5 separate regions of the Homo sapiens genome follow, and all the other regions are linked to region 1. A link is a contact called in ENCODE Hi-C or POLR2A ChIA-PET data. All regions are on one chromosome and are shown on one strand. The core of a region is the stretch at or near the end of the contact, and the rest is flanking DNA. Distances in the headings are between cores, read along the strand shown.

What was found. Hi-C counts contacts between places; a loop is a spot of excess contacts on that map. ChIA-PET counts read pairs that join two places held with the same protein, here RNA polymerase II (POLR2A). Pooled maps may share reads with other maps.
Region 2: a loop to region 1 is called in a map of CD8-positive, alpha-beta T cell, with 12 times the contacts of the local background. The contact joins the promoter of AVPI1 here to the promoter of LCOR in region 1. A Hi-C loop is called at or near these places in 1 of 168 maps with a recorded cell type or tissue (CD8-positive, alpha-beta T cell) and 8 of 50 pooled maps. POLR2A ChIA-PET finds 5 or more read pairs at or near these places in 1 of 52 experiments (Panc1).
Region 3: a loop to region 1 is called in a pooled map, with 6 times the contacts of the local background. The contact joins the promoter of MORN4 here to the promoter of LCOR in region 1. A Hi-C loop is called at or near these places in 2 of 168 maps with a recorded cell type or tissue (CD8-positive, alpha-beta T cell and naive thymus-derived CD4-positive, alpha-beta T cell) and 13 of 50 pooled maps.
Region 4: a map of CD8-positive, alpha-beta T cell shows a loop between it and region 1 (4-fold over the local background). The contact joins the promoter of CCNJ here to the promoter of LCOR in region 1. A Hi-C loop is called at or near these places in 4 of 168 maps with a recorded cell type or tissue (CD8-positive, alpha-beta T cell, aorta and naive thymus-derived CD4-positive, alpha-beta T cell) and 12 of 50 pooled maps.
Region 5: a map of CD4-positive, alpha-beta T cell shows a loop between it and region 1 (11-fold over the local background). The contact joins the promoter of MMS19 here to the promoter of LCOR in region 1. A Hi-C loop is called at or near these places in 4 of 168 maps with a recorded cell type or tissue (CD4-positive, alpha-beta T cell, CD8-positive, alpha-beta T cell and naive thymus-derived CD4-positive, alpha-beta T cell), 7 of 37 single-sample maps with no recorded cell type and 15 of 50 pooled maps.

Annotation. Positions count from the first base shown.
Region 1 is chr10:96,831,028-96,833,576 of GRCh38, forward strand. It overlaps LCOR (ligand dependent nuclear receptor corepressor), which reads left to right and starts at 1,271. Exons shown (of 8, transcript NM_001346516.2): 1 at 1,271-1,372; 2 at 2,379-2,452. LOC102723665 (a long non-coding RNA gene) reads right to left here and starts at 1,431. Exons shown (of 1, transcript NR_135921.1): 1 at 1-1,431. RefSeq lists silencers at 854-1,153, 1,174-1,223, 1,234-1,953, 1,994-2,053, 2,094-2,333 and enhancers at 1,080-1,794, 1,795-2,510, 2,511-2,549.
Region 2 is chr10:97,685,972-97,688,520 of GRCh38, forward strand. It overlaps AVPI1 (arginine vasopressin induced 1), which reads right to left and starts at 1,270. Exons shown (of 3, transcript NM_021732.3): 1 at 795-1,270. RefSeq lists enhancers at 407-1,360, 1,094-2,293, 1,361-2,314 and a silencer at 1,257-1,636.
Region 3 is chr10:97,632,218-97,634,766 of GRCh38, forward strand. MORN4 (MORN repeat containing 4) reads right to left here and starts at 1,283. Exons shown (of 5, transcript NM_178832.4): 1 at 1,130-1,283. RefSeq lists an enhancer at 1,547-1,636.
Region 4 is chr10:96,042,303-96,044,851 of GRCh38, forward strand. It overlaps CCNJ (cyclin J), which reads left to right and starts at 1,281. Exons shown (of 6, transcript NM_001134375.2): 1 at 1,281-1,417; 2 at 2,051-2,160. The coding sequence starts at 2,092. All of the region lies in intron 2 of ENTPD1-AS1 (ENTPD1 antisense RNA 1), which reads right to left. RefSeq lists silencers at 670-864, 992-1,561.
Region 5 is chr10:97,497,147-97,499,695 of GRCh38, forward strand. It overlaps MMS19 (MMS19 cytosolic iron-sulfur assembly component), which reads right to left and starts at 1,276. Exons shown (of 31, transcript NM_022362.5): 1 at 1,127-1,276. The coding sequence starts at 1,238. UBTD1 (ubiquitin domain containing 1) reads left to right here and starts at 1,778. Exons shown (of 3, transcript NM_024954.5): 1 at 1,778-2,127. The coding sequence starts at 2,058. RefSeq lists enhancers at 401-931, 608-657, 1,018-1,187 and silencers at 1,428-2,187, 2,198-2,397.

The DNA.
Region 1 (2,549 bases), core at 21-2,520:
GCCACCCGTACCCGAGGCCCACCCAGTCCATCTGTTCATTGGTAGATACACCATTCCGCCATTCCGCCAGTGGCTGGTGCAGAGAACCAGGACCACCACCTTTGAAAAGACCTAAATCAATACTCCAATGGGATCCTGATGTCAAGTATTTAACGACTTTGCTTTACCTACTACAGTAATTAAAATTAAGTCTTCAAACTTAAATTTAAATTTCTAAAAGCAGGAATGCACTGTCCTTAATCTTAAACACCAAAGGTGGGAGAAAGAGGCCAGAATCCTAGGGTACTAGGCCTACTGGTATAGGGCGATCTCTTCTGCTTTTTTCTTTCCACCCCATTTCTTTTCCCTTTCTCCTTTCGTTTCCCATCTTCTCTCTTCTCGTTCTCTTCGAAGTAACAGTGACAAAATTAAGGTGATTCAATTATTCCAAGAGGCTTGCTCATATAAAATATTTCTCTTCAAGCCCTTTCCTGAAATCCCAAATTAAAGCATTTCCAATAGTCTCTGCTTTAAGTATTCCTAGTTAAGTCTACTTTTGGAAATATTAAATATTCTCACTTTGGCACAATATTCCAAAATTCCTTGAGAAGTTCGCCTACGATCAGTCTTGCTAGTAGAAACCTTTTTTTTTTTTTATTTAAAACGCTCGATTTCCACTTTTTACTAGGTTTCCCAATGTTGGCGATGTCTCCCAATGACTTAATAACGTGTATCCACTTCACCTTTGAAAATCTTAGAGGTCAGTGCATCCACCGGCATCCGGGAATTTATTCTTATTTCTGCTTCTTAAACAGGCTCTGGGGAGGAGCAGTTTCGACGGAGAAGTTCATAGCAGCAGTTATTACGGAACTTGCAACAGTTGGTGCCGGGCGATAGGCAGGTTGGAAGTGATAAATGGGGCTGGCGTAAAAAACAAAAAGCCCCGGGGAGGGCGGGGGCAGCCGTGGCCTTGGGGGACAGTGCGAAGGCGGCGCGGGGCCAGCGGGACTGACTTCCGGCTGTGGGAAGGCGCCGTCCCGGGCGGCCAGAGGCGGCGGCAGCCGCGTAGAAGGACGGCGGGATCGCAGCCCGGCGGGCGGCGCGCGGGGCGGGTGAGCGGGCCCAGGCCGCCCCCGGGCCACGCCGGGGCCACGGTGAGGTGAGGCCGGCCCTGCCCCCGCACCGCCCCCGGCAGGAGGCGCGACGCCCGGGCCGCGGGTGCGTGCGCGGCCCCGGGCGACGCGGCTGGGCGTGCGCGGGGCCGCGGCGGAGGCTGGGCCGGGCGGGCGGCAGAAGATGGCGAGGGTGTGTAGGCGGCAGCAATGCTCCGTTGAGAGACGCGGCTTTCGGCAAGAACTGGATTCGTGGCGCCACAAGCTCATTCACTGTGTAGGTGAGACCCTCCGCCGACCGCCGCCGCCCCTCCGGCCGCCCCGCCGCCGGTCGCCCCAGACCAGGGAGGAAGCTGGGGAAGTGGCAATTGCTGCTCCGGCCCGCCCGCCCTCTTTGGCTCGAGCGTCCCCCCTTCCCCCACCCCCCGGAGTGTGAGCGCGCGCGACCTCCAGGCGGGCTCCCCTGCTCGGCCGAGCGCGCGCCGGCCCCTCCCCTCCGCGCGCCTCCCCGGGGCTGGCTCTCGGCGGGAGCGCGGGTTCCTCCCCCTCCCGCTCTCCATCCCCGCCTGCTCGCTCCCCTCCCTCCCCGCTCCCGCCCCTGCTCCCGCTCCAGGCCCGGCGCCCCGGCGCCGCCGCCGGCTTATTGTGGCGACTCGCCTCGCGGCGCTGCCGCTGTACTGGGGGAGGCGCGAGGGGCGCGGGCGTGCTCGGCCCCCACCCGCGCTGTGGCCGCCGCCGTCCTCCTCCTGCGCCACCCCTCCCCCACGCGCGGGGCGCGCCCCCGGGTCTGCGTGCACGCGCGGCGGGCTGCAGGCGGGCGCCCGGCGCTCGGGCGTGTGCGAAGCGTGAGGTGGAGATGGGGGCGGAGGGAGCTGGAGCTGTCACAGTCCCCGGGTGCGCCTGACCGAGCCAAGTGGGGTGTCATGGCCGCGGGGGGCAGCGGCTGCACTTCCTCAGCGGGCGGCGGTGGCCGGGGAGTTAATCCTCGACGCACGGGTCGGTGTGTGCGTATTTGTGTTCGGTGTCGTGCTGCGGGAGGAGGGGGTGGGACCGGGTCCGACCGAGGAGCCCCGGCGGGGGTCGCTCTCGTCCCCTCCCGGGGATTGGCCGGAGCCGCAGCCTCGCCCGAATGCCCCGTCCGCCCCCCGCCTCCCGGACCTTGGGCCGCCCTCGGGTGGCTTTTTCCCTGCGGGCCGGAGGGAGCGCGGACGGGGGCGCCCCGGGAGGGGCCGGGCGGCCGAGCTGCGCCTCTCACACTGTGTGTTTTGTCTGTTTTTCTCTCCCAAGGTCCCGTTTCCCTCTGTGCGGCGGCCGGCGGGACCATAAGGGCTTAACTCATATATTTAACCCCCCTCCAAAAAGTAAGTGGCCCGTGTGGTGTCTCCGCTCCGCCCGCCGCCCCCTAGCCCCAGTCCATCCTTGTGTCTGACTCTCCTGTCCTCCAGCATTGTTACTTCC
Region 2 (2,549 bases), core at 20-2,519, 850 kb after region 1:
ACAAGTTGCTCGTCATCAAAATAGTATAAGGCCAGGCCTGGTGGCTCACGCCTGTAATCCCAGCACTTTGGGAGGCTGAGGTGGGAGGATTGCTTGAGCCCAGGAGTTCCAGACCAGCCTGGTCAACATAGCAAGACTGCCTCTATAAAATTTTAAATAAGCTTTTTAAAATAAATGGTGAGTATAAATAACTCTTAACAGGAAAAGGGAGATTAAGTTTGTGACGGCATTCCTTCTAGTACCTGGTATACCACAGACATTCTATGCATGCTGGTTGAATGAATAAATGATGAAGGGAAAGGCTGTTTGACTACCAGGGGCTATAGAATCATTGTCATTTTCATCATCACAGCCATCAACAAATCTGTGTACTTTTAAATCATAGCTTTATGATTAAAATCATAGAGGCAGCTTGTTCAGTGTCAAGCGCAGAACAGAGCACGTTCAGATGGGTGCTTTCTTTCCTCCTCACTTAAGGTGGCACTATTGTTATACCCATTTTACAGATGAGAAAGCTACACCCAAAGTCACACAGCTGGCAGGTGATGGAAGCTGGGACATGAACCCAGGCAGTCTGACCCCAGCACCCGGGCTCTCAAGCCACTGTTATTTTTGTTCCTGCCAGATGGCTGAGGAGGTCTTCTGGGGAAGGTCGGTCCCAGAAGCCTTTCGGAGGCTATCTGCTTCTGTAGATTGTGGAAGGAGCAGGGAGGGATCCAAAGTCAGGACTCCCAAGCTAGCCTCTGTACCCTCTGCACTCCACTGCCCGGTGGAGAATTGGAGCAGGTACTCACCACACTGAAGGGCAGCTCCGACAGACCTCAAATGGGGATGGGGCAAGCTAAGATGCGCCCACTCCAACCTCTTCCACAGCCTTCAGAAAGGGCAGGCGCAGCTCTGCGAAGGTGCTTACAAGGGCCAGTCGGTGATCACGGGCAGCACAAGAGCATGGCAGAGGGTATCCTGGCCGAGGTCCTAAGGCGACATCTGCAGCACGAGGAGGCCCCGGGACTCAGACGTGGCCGCTTCGCAGAACGACGGGGTCCTAAGTGGATCTGGCGGTCGCGTCCCGCTGGCACCCCGGCTCTGACTGTCGCCCTCCGGCTCCCACCGCAGCGCCGAGCTGGGCCGCCGACCTACGTACCTGGTTGCTTGAGGCAGGCCGCACGCAGCCCCAAACTGGTCCGGGCCACTTGGGTCACAGCCGCGGTTCCCGGGAGAAAGCGCTCCCTAGCCCCGGAACAGCCAATCCTCGGCCCTAGCCAGGTATGAGCTCCCAGGCGAGCCTTCCAAACCCAAGGCGGAGTTCCGTGCGCCAATCATCGGTGGGAGACAGGGAGGGGGCGTGTCCATCCCCGCCCCCCGCCTCCGCTGGCCTCGAAAGCGGAGTGCGAAGCTTCCTCAAACCTAATCGGCGGCGGAGCGGCGGTGAGGGGGCGTGTCTGCCCGGGCCCTGCCCACCGCCCTCTCCGCCCCCGCGCGGCGCCCGAGGCGCCCCCTTCATTGACGTCAGTCCCCAGGGCCAGCGCGGTTTTGCTGGCGCGGGAGCTGGGCGGGGCTGCATTCCTGCCCCAGGGTGCGGCGAAAGCTGGCCCTGCCGGGTACACGTGACGGATGCCCCTTCTCCTGGGCCCGAGGCCAGCGCGCGCGGCACTGACTGCCTTGCAGCGCGTGGCCCTCTGCAGATCCTCAGACTCTGCCGCTCAAGTCCCCTCCCAGCCCACCGTTTGGCTCCGGCTTTGAGGGAGAGGAGGGGGCAGTCTGCTGGAGTCAGACCTTGGGCTTCAAAGCCAGAATGTCGTGGGTTCAAATATTGGGTCATTTGTGCGACTTTGGGCCGGTTACCTAAACAAGACCGTATTTTAAAGTTTGTATGCATTCGGAAATGTTCATTAGTGACCTATGCTGTCCGAGTTCCTTGATAGGCCGTAAACAAGAGAGACGGAAAGACCTATAGCCCTTGTCCTGGGGAGTCTACAGCCTAGTAAGGGAGGCAGGCATTAAACAACCTAAAACATGGAGTATGTGATTACAGTTGTGATCAATGTTATGGCTATAAGAGGATAAATATGGAGGAACCTAAGCTTCCTCTGGGAGGTTCAGGAGGGCTGAAGAAGCAGCATTTAAGCTGAGATATAAAGAAGGAGTTGAAACTGGTCAAATGAAGAGGAGTGGATCTGGGGAGACTGCTTTAAGGAAAGAGGGAAAGGCATTTGGTTGGGCCAGGAGGTAGCTTGGCTCCGGAGGAATTAAATGCGACCCGGAGTAAGGCTAGCAAGAGAGAGCACGGTGGGAAGTAGAAGGCAGAGGCAGGCAGAGAAGGTTGCATGTGATCCTTGGAGGGGTTTAAACAAGGAATGGCATTATATGTACTGTGTTTATGTAACGGGCATTTTATAGTACTTACCACGTACCAGTAGTGTCAGTCAGCACTTTGCAAATTTCATCATCATGACAAGTTTGTGTTTTTAGAAGGTCACTCTGGCTGCAGTTTGGAACTTGGATTGGAGGGGGCAGGAGTGGAGGCAGGGTGTCCAGTAGGCCTCTGA
Region 3 (2,549 bases), core at 33-2,532, 800 kb after region 1:
TTTTTTTTTTTTTTTTTTTGAGACGGAGTCTTGCTCTGTCCCCCATGCTGGAGTGCAGTGGCAGGATCTTGGCTCACTGCAACCGCCGCCTCCCAGGTTCAAGCAATTCTCCTGCCTCAGCCTCCTGGGTAGTTGGGATTACAGGCACGTGCCACCATGCTTGGCTAATTTTTGTATTTTTAGTAGAGACGAGGTTTCACCATCTTGGCCAAGCTAGTTTTGAACTCCTGACTTCGTGATCCACCCGCCTCGGCCTCCCAAAGTGTTGGGATTACAGGCGTGAGCCACCGCGCCCGGCCTAAATATTTTTTTTTAAGTGTTTTAAAAGGAGCTCGAAATAACTGTTTTTCATTATAAGTCTAACCTCCTCTTTCCTCATGTGAAAAGTAAAGAAATGTATCGTTGCTATATGAAGGGTTCGTTTAGGGAAGACTGTGGGATGGTTAGATTGAAGAAAGTGGGAAGAAAATACTGGCGCCAAAAAGATTTTTTTTTTTTTTTATTTAAAGGCGATGATGACCTGGGGGTGATTGGGACTAGGGAGTAATACTGCCAGAATACTATCCTATTTCACGGGAAAGGGAATGCCAGGGCTGGACTCCGATATAGCAGTTATTCCTGCTGGTACCTAAGCAGTTCAGAGATGCTAGAATGCAGGGATACCACCCATCAACTAAATGAAGCATCCCATTCCCCAGGCTTCCATATGTGGGAGTTCTCTCCACCAGTGAGATAAAGGCGGGCTCAGGGAAAACAAAGCCCTAGACCACAACAAGGCAACACCTTCTCGCACCCCATTTTCACCTTCCAGGCGCGTTCCTTCCTGCTATCCGGGCCCGCTCTCCCGCCCGGCAGGGTCTAACGCTCACACAGGTCTGCCAATTCCCCTGATGCAACCCTCCACCCTCTGCTCGCTAACCCCAGTCCAGTCAGCTCTCCCGGGCCTCGACCCCCGCGGTGGAGACTAAAGGGTTCAGGTTTGGGTCCCCCACAGGCAACCGCCCTCAGGTCAGCGTATCCGAGGTGGAGCCGCGCCCCCGAGCCGGGTCATCTCGTGCTCCGTTCCTCAGTGCCCACCTGACCGATCACACTCTTTCCCGGCCCCCTCCCTCCTGCGCCTCCAGCCAACCTGGGGCCGGCCTTTCGGGATGACCGTCACGCCTGGACGCAGGGTTCCAGCGCCTCGGACTTTTCCTCTGATGGGCTCCCGGCTGCCACCTTGCTCTCCGCCACCTCCACCAGCGATTGCCCCACTTGACGCCGCCATCCTGGGCGACCGCACTGGGTACAATTCCCGCTGCCCATTGGCTGTTACCTAGGCAACCGGGAGCAACGCCACTCCGCATTGGCCCAGCCCGGCTCCACGCCATCTTTGTGCGGGGCCGAGTGTTTGCGAACCCGGGCTGACTATGTGAAAGAGGGGTGGTCCCACCTCTGCAACGCAGATAAAGACAGAGGATCCAGATCTGGCCTACCCAGAGGCCGTCTAGTTGAAATGGCAACCCCAAAGAAAACCAAACCTGCGCCCGAAGCAACAGTGACCATCAACGCGAGCGGCTCTGATCTTGCTCCAGTCCCCACTGCTGTCAAGGGCCCCGCCGCGGAGTTTAAGGCAGATCCTAAATCCAGCTTCAGAGAGGCAGCTTTGTAAATTGTAACGCGCTAGGCAGGATAGCCTCCAATAACTCTGTGCTAGACATTGTGATATCAAGACACTTTTGCATTCATTATAGGAATTTGTGCTGTCCTTGTCATTATCTAGATCCTTTTTGTTTAAAATATAGTACCTGGCCAGGCGCAGTGGCTCACATCTGTAATCCCAGCACTTCGGGAGGCCGCGGCTTGAGCTCAGGAGTGCGGGAGGCTTGAGCCCAAGAGTTCTAGATCAGCCTGGGCAACGCAGGGAGACTCCGTATCTACAGAAGAAAAAAATTACCCAGCCTAGTGGTGGGTGCCTGTAGTCACAGCTACTCAGGAGGCTGAGGTGGGAGGATCCCTTGAGCCCAGGAGGTTGAGGCTGCAATAAGCCATGATTCTGCCACTGTACCCCAGCCTGGGCGACCTAGCAAGACCCTGTCTCAAATAAATAAATTGCAAACCAAAAAGTATCTGAGACAGGTCTCAATCAATTTAGGAGTTTATTTTGCCAATGTTAAGGACATGCCCGTGACACAGCCTTAGAAGGTCCTAAGAATGTGTGTCCAAAATAGTCGGGACACCACTTGATTTTATACATTTTAGGGAGACGTAAGACATCAATCAATACATGTAAAATATACATTGGCTTGGTCCCGAAAGTGGGGGTGGGGGTGGCAAGTTCCAGGATGTAGGTGGATTCAAAGATGTCCTGATTGACAATTGGTTGAAAGAGTTTAAAGACCTGGAACCCACAGAAGGGAATGTCTGGGTTAAGTTAAGGAATTGTTACTAAGATATGCACGCACACACACACACACACACACACACACACACACACAAGGAATTGTGGAAATCAAGGTTTTTATTATGCAGAGAAGGCTACAGGTAGCAGGCTCCAGAGAGCATAGATT
Region 4 (2,549 bases), core at 31-2,530, 790 kb before region 1:
TACCTTCACTCTAGAGGACCCTGCAACTGAGAGACAGGCCAGGGCAGCCTTCTCCCTGGACTATGTCGGGTTAGGCCGGGATCTGCCAACTTCAGCTTCTGAGTTTCCCTTTTCTTGCCTTTGGTTCCTGCGGGCCTGCTCTCCTGGGTATAAGCATCGTCTATGGATAGGGTACGGCTCATATACATGTCTGCTGATGATCTTCAAATGAAGATGCCACCCAGAATCACATAAAATGTATTTATCACTTTGTAGTAGTTCTTTATCATCATGTATCTTTTTGGACAAAGGATTCAAAGTAAAAGGGGTGAAGTTTTAAAAATATTTACGTTTTACTATTAAGAGATTGATCTCCAGTCTCAGAAAAGTGGACAGTCTCACTGTCCTAGGGTTACCATCCACCTCTTTTGTGATAATCCACCAAAGAGGTTAAAATACAATTGATTAGGTTTCCTCTAATCACATTTCAGCCCCCATATCACCTCAATTGACGTCGGAGTGTTCTCACAGTTTTGCAGTTTCCTGATTTACGAGCACAGATGGTTAATTACATCCACCATGGGTTTGACAAGCAAGGTTACTAGAAGTAATCTTAAATGTCTTCATTCAAAGCTCTTGGGAATCCCTACAGCAACGAAAATAAGGAGGGGGAAGAGATTAATTAGGTTTCTAGAAGAAAGGTGGAGTTTGAGGTGGAACTTAAAAAAAGAGCATAATTTCACAGGAAAAAAAAAACGCTTCAGGGGCTGCAGAAACAGCTAAAGCACATTTGGAGGGCCTGATGATCCACGGAGCAGCCCCTGGGATGGAAGCGGTTGGTGCAACGTGAAGTAAGGTAAACCGAATCCATGCCGTGAAGACTTTTAAACGCCAAACTGAGGCGTCGGAACTTTGCTCCGCGGGCATCGAGGAGCCATCGAAGGTTCTCAGCAGGTGAGTGGCCTAACTGGATTGGTCACTGCAGTGATCCACCTTACAATTTCTCCGGCGCTCTCTGCCGACCTCAGCCGGCGATCAGGCCGGCTTCGCAGTAGGTGGCGGCTGAGCGCCCCGGCAACCGAAGCGCCAGGCCAGCCCAGGCCACGCCGCGCCGTGCGGGATGCTGACCGTACCCAGGCGGGAGCCGCCGCGCCGCCGCCTGGCGCTGCACCTGGGCCCGGCCCGGCCGCCAATTGGACGGCTCGGGGCGACCCCGCTGTATCGCGAGACGAGATTGGCAGCGGCGGGGCCTCAAGTGCCCCCGCGCTGGCTTTGTATGCGGAGCCGCCTGCCGGTCCTTTAACAATGGGCGGCGCGAGCGTCCAGGCGCTGGGCTCTAGCTGAGGCCGGCGCTTAGCGGCCCACTGTCCGCAGCATGAGCGGGGCCGGCGTCCGCCGCACGACGGCGGGGCTGGGGCTGTGAGGGCCGCGGTTCCGGGTAAGGGAGCCAGCGTGGGGCCGGGCGGCCCGGCAGGCCTGGGGTAGGCGTGGGGCAGCGGACCCTCCCGGGGTGAGGCGCAGAGCCTGGCTGGCCCGGCCTTTTGTTCCCCTTTCTGAGGCCGCGCGGAACGTGCGTTTCTCGGGGCTCCCGGGGAGGAGCAGGCTCCCGACGTCCATGCGGAGACCCGCGGCCAGGCAGACGCTCACCCCCGGGCTTTGCCATGGGAGCGTTTCCCCTCAGCGGGGCTATGAGCGTGTCACCTCTCCCCGCTCCTCAGGGAGGGCGGGAGAACTCCAGCCCCGGACGCAGGGAGCCCCAGCCGGGCCTCCCCCAGCTCTTCCCGAGCTCGCACCTGGCTCCGCGCTTTGGCAACTCAGGGCCCGAGTGGATCCCCTTTTGCCCGACACATAGTCGAGCAGTGAGTCTCAGAGTCCTTCGGCTCTTCCTGCGGGGGCAGACCCGGCTTCGCGTGTGGCGTTGGGGGAAACGACTCGGGTCGGGCTGGGTTGAGGAAGAGTCAAGTGAAGATGAGCAGCCACACCGGGTGGCCTGAGGTCACACCCCCCGGGGAGGGGGCGCAGAGGGTCGCGGGGGAGCCGGCAGTGACCGCGCCTGGGGTGTGTCTTACAGACTCGAGTTGCCGCGTCGGGCTGGGCGCGCCGCCGGGTCCCATGGAGCTGGAGGGGCAGTGGTGGCGAGGACAGCTGGCCGCCGATATTCACCAAGCGCTTCGCTACAAGGTAACTCCGAGGCCCGGCCTGCCTTCTCCTTCTGTGTGTCGCGCCAGTTGTTCTGAATCTCGGCTCTCTAGAAGGTCTAGTCAGGTTCTTTACTCACTATCTTCCGGGCCAGAAAAGGCGAGTTTGCTCATTTGCTCAAGGTTAATTAACTTCTTGGCTCCTTCTCTGGGATGTATCAAAAGAACCTGCAACCTGAATGAGTAGGGAGATGGTAGTTGGGCCAGGGAAGGTGGAAAGGGGCGTTCTGGCTTCCAGGTGGGTCATGAATTTGATCTTGTATTTTAAAAGATATATACACTGAATTTTTGTTGGGCAGAACAGCCCTCTTTGTTCGAGAGTTGCCGTTGCATGCAGCCAGTTTAAGTCGCTTTTGTACATAAATTCCTCAG
Region 5 (2,549 bases), core at 26-2,525, 670 kb after region 1:
CTCTTACAGAATGGTTGCCTCTCCCAGCATACTATAAGTTCCTGGTGGGCACAGATCTAACCTAATTTGTATTTATATTCCTATTGCTTTGCATCATGTTTGGGGAATAATATGTATTCAACAATAGTGGCATGATTGAATTAAAGTGGAATACTGCTAACGAACAAAGTATTATATTTCTAGCAGATTCACTATTCTTTTCTTACATATTCTAAAGGTTAATACGCTCAATATCCAAGAGAAATGTGTCCTTACTTCTCTCCAAGCATACGAAATTTCCAAAGTTTTTTTAAAAAAACTACTCATTAGATAATTTTATATTGTTACTTAAACCCAAGATCTGAAGGCCTCCTAACATTCAATAACTTTTTAGTAGTTTTTTTTTTTTCCTAGAAGAGCAAAGTCTCAGAACTCCACGGAAGCCTGGAAATCGTTTTATTCTAATTTTAGATAAGCTGTCTGAACTAAGAGATCTCTGAACTGGTCAAAAGCAGGAAAGTGGGGGTCTGGGAAGAAGACAAAAACAAACGCCACATAAAACGTCATGGAGCAAACTAATCAAGAACTTTAGCAAGAAACGGAGAGAAAGTCTTAAGGAGGACACCCAGAACATCTCCAGCTCCTCCTGGCCCGTCTCCTCAACTCCTCTTAATTCCAGCCAGTCAGAGCGCGGGGCCATCTGCCACTCCCAGGATGCCACGCGACGGGAGCGGACGCTGCGAGGATGCACCTCCACACGTCAACCTCCCACAAACAGCATGGCTTCGTGGCGTGAGCACCCGGTTCGGACCTGAACGCCTGGGTCCGAGTCCCACCTCCCCCTCCTGCCTGGTCTGCAGCCCTGCGCAAGTCCTCTTGCCCTCGCTGAGCCTCAGTTTCCTCATCTGTAAAATGTAATGATTCCCTATAATTGGCTACAGGGAGATGAGAAGTGTAAATGGTTTTAAGGAAGACACAGGCAACTCTCTAACTTGTTACGGCTCTGAACCTCGCGGTGCTCACTAACCAGCCTTGAGACCAATCTCTCAAAGTCACCCCGCTCCTCCCTTCCCGCCCGGCGCCTGTACTGAGGCCGCTCCCTCCTGTTGGCCCCCATGCGGAAGGCGCGCGGCGCCGTCTGCCGTACCTGCAGCCACCTGGTCAGCGGGGCCCTCTTGCTGACCCACGACGAAGTCGTGCACGAGGCCCCATAGGGCACCCATAGGCGCCGCCGCCTCCACAGCCGCGGCAGCGGCCATAACGCGAACTAGAGACCGTGGGAGGGGATATGGGCGGTGGCTCGAGACGGGCTCTCCGCGCATGCGCCTCCCGAGCCAATCTCCGGGGAAGCGCAAGGGGGCGGGGCGCCGGGGTCACGTGCCTGCCGGCTTCTGCCTAGGCAGTTCCAGGGAGGGGCGGGGCCTGAAATGGGGCGGTGGCACCGAGAGGGAAGGCGGCTGCTGGGCACGCAGCCGGAGGCGATTGAGGGCGAATAATTCCCAGCCCGGCTCCCCGGGAGACGGGCTGCGGGGCGGGCACCTGGCTGGGTGGGGAGAGGGGCGGTACGCACCACGGGGGAAGCCAATGAGAAAATCAGGCCCAGCCCTAGGGGGCGGTGCTGTCGGTCACATGCGCACCTGGGGCGGGTGGTGGCGGCGGCGCGGGCACCGCGAGCCGGCGGAAGGGAGAGGGGCCGGCCTGGGGCGGGGTTAGGCAGGTGAGTGACAGGCTCCAGGGGGCCGGCCCCTGCCTGGTGCCCCGAGCGAGCCGGGAGTAGCTGCGGCGGTGCCCGCCCCCTCTCTCCGCCCCTCCAGCGGAGCTGGTCTCCGGCCGGGCACCGTCGCGGGCCCCCCTGGCCCGGCCACCTGGGACCGTGCTGGGGAGTCTGCCACTTCCCTCTCTCCCCTGGCCCGCAAAGTTTTGGCGGAGCCATCGCTGGGGCTGAGCGCGCCCCCGGGGGGAGATCGGGGAGCGCCCGATGCCGGGCGGCCGGAGCCATTGACCCGGGACGCCGCCGTCCGCTGAGCAGCCGACCACCCCGCCGCCTCCGGTGCATGGGGACTGGCTGAGGAGCCAGCATGGGCAACTGCGTGGGGAGACAGCGCCGGGAGAGGCCGGCAGCCCCGGGACACCCCCGCAAGCGAGCAGGTAACGATGGGGAAGGGAGCAGGGCCTCGGGCATCCCGCCAGTTGTCCCCCTCCTCGCCCGAGTCCTGGGCTTACCGATGGACTCCCCACTGGTGCTGGCGCTTGGGTTTCCCCGATGGGCTGCTCCGCAGCCAGAGGGGGCCGCTCCCCAGCGCCGGGCGGCCGGGGGAGCTGAGTTGGGGCAACTGCGAGCACTGAGCCGGCTGCGCGACCAACTCTCTCCAACTGGGTAGCTCCTGGTGGGGGTGGGGGCAGGAAATGTTTGCAGACCGCAGCGGGGCCGACGGATCGGGAGGAGGCCGGGGGCGAGGGCGCCGCTGGCCTGGCAGCTCCGGCCGGGGTCGGACGCCGGCCCGTCGGGGCACGGCGCGGGCAGCCAGGCGTCCCCAGAACTCGGAGCGAGCGAGGCGAGAACAGTCGCT